3 separate regions of the Homo sapiens genome follow, and all the other regions are linked to region 1. A link is an interaction called in ENCODE POLR2A ChIA-PET data of the cell type or tissue named here. Cell type or tissue: PC-9. All regions are shown on one strand.

Region 1 (2,500 bases):
TTGCCCAATGTCACACGGGAACTCAGGCAGAGAACCCTCCTGACTCAGCCAGCCCCCTTTCCCGTGGGATCCTGCCTGATGTGAGCCTTGAAAGAAGGTCTGTCCCTCAGTGGAGATTTCCACTCCAGGCAGCGGCTGCACACACACATGGAAAAGAAATAGACTCGAGGTCAGAGCAAAGCCAACAGTGCGACTGCTGACCCAGCTCTCAGGAGTGGCGCACAGCATGGAGAGCAGACAGGCGGGAGGGCTCACAGCCTAGCAGCCACGCTGTTTGTCCACCACAGAGATCTCACTGGGCTTCACGGTGTCCTACCTTAAATATTAGGTTGGTGCAAAAGTAATTGCAGTTTTTGTCCTTGAAAGTAATATATTGGGGCCAGGTGCGGTGGCTCACGCCTATAGTGCCAGCACTTTGGGAGGTCGAGGCAGGTGGATCACCTGAAGCCAGGAGTTCGAGACCAGCCTGACCAACATGGTGAAACCCCGTCTCTACTAAAAATACAGAAATTAGCCAGGTGTAGTGGCGAGAGCCTGTAATCCCAGCAAGTCGGGAGGCTGAGGCAGGAGAATCGCTTGAAGCCGGGAGGCGGAGTTTGCAGTGAGCCGAGACCACGCCATTGCACTCCAGCCTGGGGAATAAGAATGAAACTCCATCTCAAAAAAAAAAAAAAAAAAGAGAGAGAGAGAGAAAGTAATATATTAGGTATTCAAGTATTAGATACAATTAAATCTAATAATGTGCTCGAGTTGACAGCCATTCTCAAATTGTGAGAGAGGTGAGGTGTTTTCCTTCTGGGGATGGGGATCAGGGTTGTCTTGGATGGGGGGACAAATGGCTGGCACCAATCTAGGGAAGCCAGAAAGTAGAGAGTAAATACTGATGTGGCCATTATTCTGCCAGCTCAGTCTTGCCCAATGAAGGGGAGAAAATAGGTGGCAGAGAACCAGCCGCTTGTTTGCCATAGAAAGGTACCGAAAGGCTGTCCTGACCTCTAGGGGCCTCTTGTGATATGAACTTCATCATTTTAGGGAGCTGACCTTGGGCTCATGTGCTCACAACGCCAAGACCTTCACATATGTTATCCTAATTAGTATTCACAGAATAGTCCTGTGAAGCAGGTAGAGTTATTCCCTATGATCAGACGCTGCACTGGGGCGCTTGGAGAGGTGGAGTCGCACTGCCTGACCCTGGCTAGTAGCCACTGTGCCATACTCCACGGGCTGGCAGACACTGTGAAGCCGAACAGAACAGGGTATGTGAGCCACCTGACAATCATTAAGCACGTTGTAGCCAGCAGTAGGTCTGGGTAAGGTGCTGATGGGAGGCAGCATGTGGCAGTCCCAGCCTCAGGTCACTTGCTGAAGGACAGAGGTGCACTGGAGAAAATGTGGCCTTGGAGGCAGAATCACGTCAGTGAATACCTGTGTGACTCACTCAGTTGAGCTCAGGGCCTACAAACAGGTGCAGTCAGCAGTTTGAAAACTTTTTTTTTTTTTTTTTTTTTTGAGACAGTCTCTCTCTGTCACCCGGGCTGGAGTACAGTGGTGAGATCTTGGCCCACTGCAACCTCCACCTCCCCGGTTCAAGTGATTCTCCTGGCTTCAGTCTCCCGAGTAACTGGGACTACAGGCATGCGCTATGACAATCTGGCTAATTTTTATATTTTTAGTAGAGATGAGGTTTCACCATGTTGGCCAGGCTGGTCTCGAACTCCTGACCTCAAGTGACCCACCCGCCTCGGCCTCCCCAAGTGTTGGGATTACAGGCGTGAGCCACTGTGTCCGTCCTGAAAACTTCTTGTCTAGCACAAACTCCCATTGTACAGGTGAGAAAGCTGAGGCTTGGAAAGAATTGACTTCCCCCGTGTCACCAGCCAGAGAGTGGTGGGGCCAGGACTGGGATCCTCCCTGGGGTCCTGGTCCAGTGGACACCCCTGTGGGTCCACGAGAGAAGGTATGAACTGTGATGGAAGGGCAGTGGTGGGCCACCCGAGAGGAGGGTCCTGGGTGGGCAGAGGCATCCAGGCACACCAGATGGAGAAATAGCTTAGGGCGCTGTGTCTCACTCTCTGCAACAACTCCCCATGGGAGGGATGACAGCAGTCACGGCTGCACCTATGAAGTCCACCACCTGGGCTCCAAGCTAGCCCTGCCACTCTCCAGCCAGTGGCTCTGGGTGAGTCATGTCACCTGCCTGAACCTCCCTGGACCTCAGCACCTTCCTCTGAGCGTGGCCGTAAGCCTCAAGTGACATTATCCCACAGCCCATTGCCTGGCCCTTAGTGCCCAATTTCACCAATGTGGCCAATTATGACTGCTTATTTATTTCCATTTGGAAATTGGCTTTTAATTCCTTTTGGCTTTTCCCTTCTTCTCTGAGGGCTCCTCCTTCAGAGGGTCCTGCCCTGGATAAAGACAAAAGCAGATGCTCCCAGGTAGTCTGGGTCACACCCACGCCTCCCGTGGGTCTGGAAGTGGCTGGAGGAGGAGTGAGTCT
Region 2 (2,500 bases), 130 kb before region 1:
GAATGTCTAAAATGACTCATTTAAAAAAAAAAAAAAAAAGCCAGGCTGGCATGGTGGCTCACGCCTGTAATCCCAGCACTTTGGGAGTGGGAGGCCGAGGCGGTCGGATCACATGAGGCCAGGAGTTTGAGGCCAGCCTGGCCAACAGGGCGAAACTCCTGTATCTACAAAATATACAAAAGTTAGACAGGAGTGGTGGCACACGCCTGTGGTCCCAGCTACTCGGGAGGCTGAGGTGAGAGGACCACTTGAGCCTAGAGGTCAAGGCTGCAGTAAGCCGAGATCATTCCACTGCACTGTAGCCTCGGTGACAGAGCCAGGCCCTGTCTCAAAAAAATAAAATAAAAAAAGAAAAAGGAAATTGCCCATATGAAAAAAAAAAAAAAAGCCTGGGATATTAGCTAAAAGTGCTGATTACCCAAATCCTCTTCCCTGGGGAAAGAGGAGGTCTGGGGAAGGGGTCTCTGTGTCCTTCACAAGTGTCCCAGCGATTCATACCCTGGGCCAGGTTGGCTGGTTGACAATCATTTTGTTTCTAGCCTTTTTTTCTGAATATGTGATTGTACCTTAGAAATATTTTGCTAAAAATATGGATGCCCAGAAGCCCACCCCAGACGTTCTGAATCAGGATCTTTGGTGAGAGGGGGCACTGGGCCTCCGCATTTAACAAGCTCTGCTTCGATTCTAATGCACACTGATGTCTGGGAATAACCCTATCCAGGGGCTCCGCCGCGCTGCCAGCCTTAGTCAGGGACCCCCATGGGAGGCCAAGTAAATGATTTTACACAAAGAGGACTGAGTTTTTAAACATCTCCCCAGCCTCTCAGGGTGCTGGGCTCCTGCCCGGGGGCCCTGCCCCTGCTGCTCCCTGCCCTAGGTCCGCAGCCCTTGGGGAGGCCCCGGACAGCCGCGAGCCTGAGGCCTGGAATGCAGCCCGCCCAGGCCGCACCCTGCCCAAACCAGTTTGAACCAGCTGCAGGGATGGAGCCGTGGCGCGTCCCCACGAGCTCCCTCTGGTGCCCAAGCCGGGCTCAGAGCTGCTGCTCCCGCCTCCTGCTCTGGAGGCCTCCTCGGGTGCAGACAGTGGCTCCATCCCAGCCTGGGGGGAGTGGGGGTGCCAGTGGTTGCCAGGCTCGAAGGCCCGTGGGAGCCGTAGCCCCCTGCTGGGTCCCAGGTCCCACACCCTTCTGCCCCCACGCCATCTGCTTCACCTCTAGCTACAAAATGACTGCCTGTCTGTGTCTTTTTAAAGTCAGTTCTCCCAGCGCAGGCCTCAGGCACACAAAGTTCTAGACCAGACAGTTCCCAAACGTGGCTGCATATTGAAAACTCCTGGGAAACTTCCAGAAAATACTGATGCTCAGACCCCACCCCCAGAGGCTGTGACTTAATTTATGGTGTGGGGTGTGGCCTTGGCTTTGAGAGTTTTAAAAGGTGCTCCTAGGTGGTTCCGATCGACAGTGTTTCAGCACTGGCATAGCTTTGTCTGGGACCCCGATCTCTAAAACCATATTCGTTGTTAATGTGTCCTGAGCCCTTACTATGTGCCAGGCACTGTTCTAAGCTCTTTGCATAGATGCCCTCACTGGATCCCCACCACACCCTGTGAGGCAAGTAGGTCCTGGGACAATCACCACTGTCTAAAGAACACGTGACAGGCGGTGGCTCACACCTGTAATCCCAACACTGTGGGAGGCTGAGGGGGAAGAATCGCTTGGGACCAGGAGTTTGAGACCAGCCTGGGCACCTCTCTCTGAAAAAATAAATAAAATGTGAAGTCGCTCTCCTACTTAGTGTGTTTCCCCACTAGTGAAATAATTTCAAGCACAACCCATCTACATAGAAGCATAGTTTAAAAACAGGTATTGGCTGGGTGCGGTGGCTCATGCCTGTAATCCCAACACTTTGGGAGACTGAGGCGGGTGGATTGCTTGAGGTCAAGAATTCGAGACCAGCCTGGCCAACATGGTGAAACCCCGTCTCCAGTAAAAATACAAAAATTAGCTGGGCTTGGTGGTGCTTGCTCCTGTAATCCCAGCTACTCAGGAGGCTGAGGCAGGAGAATCTCTTGAACCTCGGAGGCAGAGGTTGCGATGAGCCGAGATTGTGCCACTGCACTCCAGTCTGGCCAAGAGAGTAAGATGCTGTCTCAAACAAACAAACAAACACCCCAACACCACCACCAACAATAAAAACCCAGATATTAAAAAACATTTTTGGGCCAGGCACAGTGGCTCACGCCTGTAATCCCAGCACTTTGGGAGGCTGAGGCGGGCGGATCACCTGAGGTCAAGAGTTCCAGACCAGCCTGGCCAAGATGGTGAAACCCCATCTCTACTAAAAATATAAAAATTAGCCGGGCATGGTGGCAGGCGCCTGTAATCCCAGCTACTGGGGAGGCTGAGGCAAGAGAATCGCTTGAACCAGGGAGGTGGAGGTTGCCGTGAACCAAGATCGCGCCATTGCACTCCAGCCTGGGGGACAAGAGCGAGACTTCATC
Region 3 (2,500 bases), 62 kb before region 1:
ATTCTTTTTTTAAAACAAATTATTATTATAAGGCTTGGAGCAGTGGCTCACGCCTGTAATCCCAGCACTTTGGGAGGCCGAGGCGGGTGGATCACCTTAGGTCGGGGGTTCGAGACCAGCCTGACCAACATGGAGAAACCCCGTCTCCACTAAAAAATACAAAATTAGCCGGGTGTGGTGTTGCATGCCTGTAATCCCAGCTACTCGGAGGGCTGAGGCAGGAGAATTGCTTGAACCCGGGAGGCAGAGGTTTCAGTGAGCTGAGATCATACCATTGCACTCCAGCCTGGGCAACAAGAGTGAAACTCCATCTAAAAAAAAAAAAAATTATTACTGATTGAGTATCTATTATGTGCCAGGTACTAGTCTATTTTTTTTTCTTTTTTTTTTGAGACAGAGCCTCATTCTGTTGTCCAGGTTAGAGTGCCGTGGCATGATCACAGCTCACTGCAACCTCTGCCTCCCGGGCTCAAGTGATCCTCCTACCTCCAGCAAACGTTCCAGCTTCCCAAGTAGCTGGGACTACAGGTTCGCACCACTGCTCCTGGCTAATTTTTAAATTTTTGTAAAGACAGGGTCTCACTGAATGGCGTGAACCCGGGAGGCGGAGCTTGCGGTGAGCCGAGATGGCGCCACTGCACTCCAGCCGGGGGGACAGAGCAAGACTCCGTCTCAAAAAACAAAACAAAACACAACAAAACAAAAAAAGACAGGGTCTCACTATGTTGCCCAGACTGTTCTCGAACTCCTGGACTCAAGCAGTCCTCCCACCTTGGCTTCCCAAAGTGTTGGGATTACAGGCACGAGCCACTGCACCCGGCCCCATGTAGTATTCCAGATGTTAAGGAAATTGTAGTGTTAAAAAAAGACAAAATCCTGGAGCTGACATTTGCAAATAAATGAATTTAAGTATATAGTGTGTAAGTGATAAGAGCCATGGAGGAAAATAAAGCTGGGAAGTGGGATGGGAGGCCTGAGGTGGTGGAGTGAGGAGTGGAGGGAGAAAGAAAATTTAAAATAGGGTAGCAAGATGGCTTCTCTGGGACATTGGAGGTGAGAAAGTGATCCTTGTGTTTCTGCAGGTTTAGGGGGCCGGGACTCAGGATGGGGCGTGAGGATTAAGGGAGATAAAGCTCACTTGGTGCCTGGCACACAACAGGGCTCAGAAAGCACCAGCTGCTATTTTAAGCTATTACTCAGTGCTAAGGCCAGGGGATGAAAGGAGAAGAGTGGGAGCAGCAGAGAGAGAATGACTAAGTCAGCCCCGGGGCAGGGGGGGTCTGGAGTGTTTCACGGGTGAAGTGACTTAGTGCTAGGGCTGAAGAATGAGTAGGAGTTTGCTAGAGGCACGGAGGGGAGGAGGCATTCCAGGAGACAGAGCTTCACAGGCAGTGGTGTGGGGGCAGGGAAAGAACATGGTGTATTCCCCAGCCAGCGCGTAGAGCGTGGGTGTGCGCTGGGTGGGGGCCCTCTCTGGAGATTGGGACTGGAAAAGTAGGTGGGAAGCAGATTGAGAAGGGCCTCGGAGGCCATGGTGCAGAGTTTATGCTGGGAGACTCCACACATTTAAAACTGGGGAATGAAAGAATCAGATTTGTGTTTTAATAACATCTACTGAGGAGGCAGGCAGTGGGGCAGCAAATTAGTGAGACTTGCAAGGAAGGCTGTGATTAAATGGCCAAATAAGTGGTGTGGCCTGGGGGGTTTAGGGAGGAGGGAAGGCATCCATTCATGTATTTTTTCATTCATTCAGCACATATTTATTAAGGTGTAGCTAAGAGCCAGGCACAGGCTAAATGCCCAGGTTACAAGGGTGAGAGACAGTCAGCAAGTGCACCAATGTGGGGTGGAAGGAGAGGCTGGGTGGGGACTGCAGGGGACCAGAGCTTCCGCCCCGCAGAAGGGACTCACCTCCAGTCCATATGGCTCCAGCTGCGTGGGAAGGAGGGCTTTGAAGTGGGCAGATCTGATTCTTTAAGAGAGGCTGGATGGTTTTTGTTTGTTTTTTTCAGAGACAGGGTCTTGCTCTATTGCCCAGGCTGGAGTACAGCGGTGCAATCATAGCTCACTGCAGCCTTGAAACCCTGAACTCAAGCAATTCTCCCACCTCAGCTTCCTGAGCAGCCAGGACTACAGGCGTGTGCCACCATAACTGGCTAGTTTTTTATATTTTTTTGTAGAGATGAGATCTCACTATGTTGCCCAGGCTGGTCTGGAACTCCTGAGCTCAAGCGATCCTCCCTCCTCGGTCTCCCAAAATGCTGGCATTACAGGTATGAGCCACTGCATCCAGTTAGAGACTGGACGTTTTTATGTGAAACTTCTTGATTTTTAAATGTTGGCAACTAATCAAACAGGGTACAGTGAGTGAAATGAGTGGAGCAAGTGTGTGTGTGTGTGTGTTGTGTGTGTGCTTGTGTGTGTGCATCCATGCACGTGTACATGCCTTTGCTTAGACAGAGGCATGAGCCACTGTACCCGACCAGGCCTGGAGCTTGGA

The links. ChIA-PET counts read pairs that join two places held together with the same protein. Peaks named below come from ENCODE experiments on the same cell type or tissue, not always from the same donor. Only the 100,000 strongest peaks of a DNase experiment are listed, where the experiment ranks them.
Region 2: POLR2A ChIA-PET joins it to region 1 with 14 read pairs; 10 of 35 experiments call an interaction of 5 or more read pairs at or near these places.
Region 3: POLR2A ChIA-PET joins it to region 1 with 13 read pairs; 11 of 35 experiments call an interaction of 5 or more read pairs at or near these places.

The regions. Positions count from the first base shown.
Region 1 is chr20:50,662,104-50,664,603 of GRCh38, reverse strand. All of the region lies in intron 1 of RIPOR3 (RIPOR family member 3), which reads left to right. Among named protein-coding and RNA genes, the nearest start is that of RIPOR3-AS1, 18 kb to the right of the region's middle. In PC-9, CTCF peaks have their summits at 907 and 1,107; DNase peaks (open chromatin) are centred at 983, 1,423 and 2,153; H3K27ac peaks cover 2,193 bases.
Region 2 is chr20:50,789,318-50,791,817 of GRCh38, reverse strand. No RefSeq gene overlaps it. Among named protein-coding and RNA genes, the nearest start is that of BCAS4, 4.5 kb to the left of the region's middle. RefSeq lists an enhancer at 843-1,528. In PC-9, CTCF peaks have their summits at 889 and 1,093; a DNase peak (open chromatin) is centred at 947; H3K4me3 peaks cover 386 bases; H3K27ac peaks cover 954 bases.
Region 3 is chr20:50,723,869-50,726,368 of GRCh38, reverse strand. No RefSeq gene overlaps it. Among named protein-coding and RNA genes, the nearest start is that of PARD6B, 6.5 kb to the left of the region's middle. In PC-9, no CTCF peak of the experiment used is centred here; a DNase peak (open chromatin) is centred at 1,268; H3K4me3 peaks cover 453 bases; H3K27ac peaks cover 2,319 bases.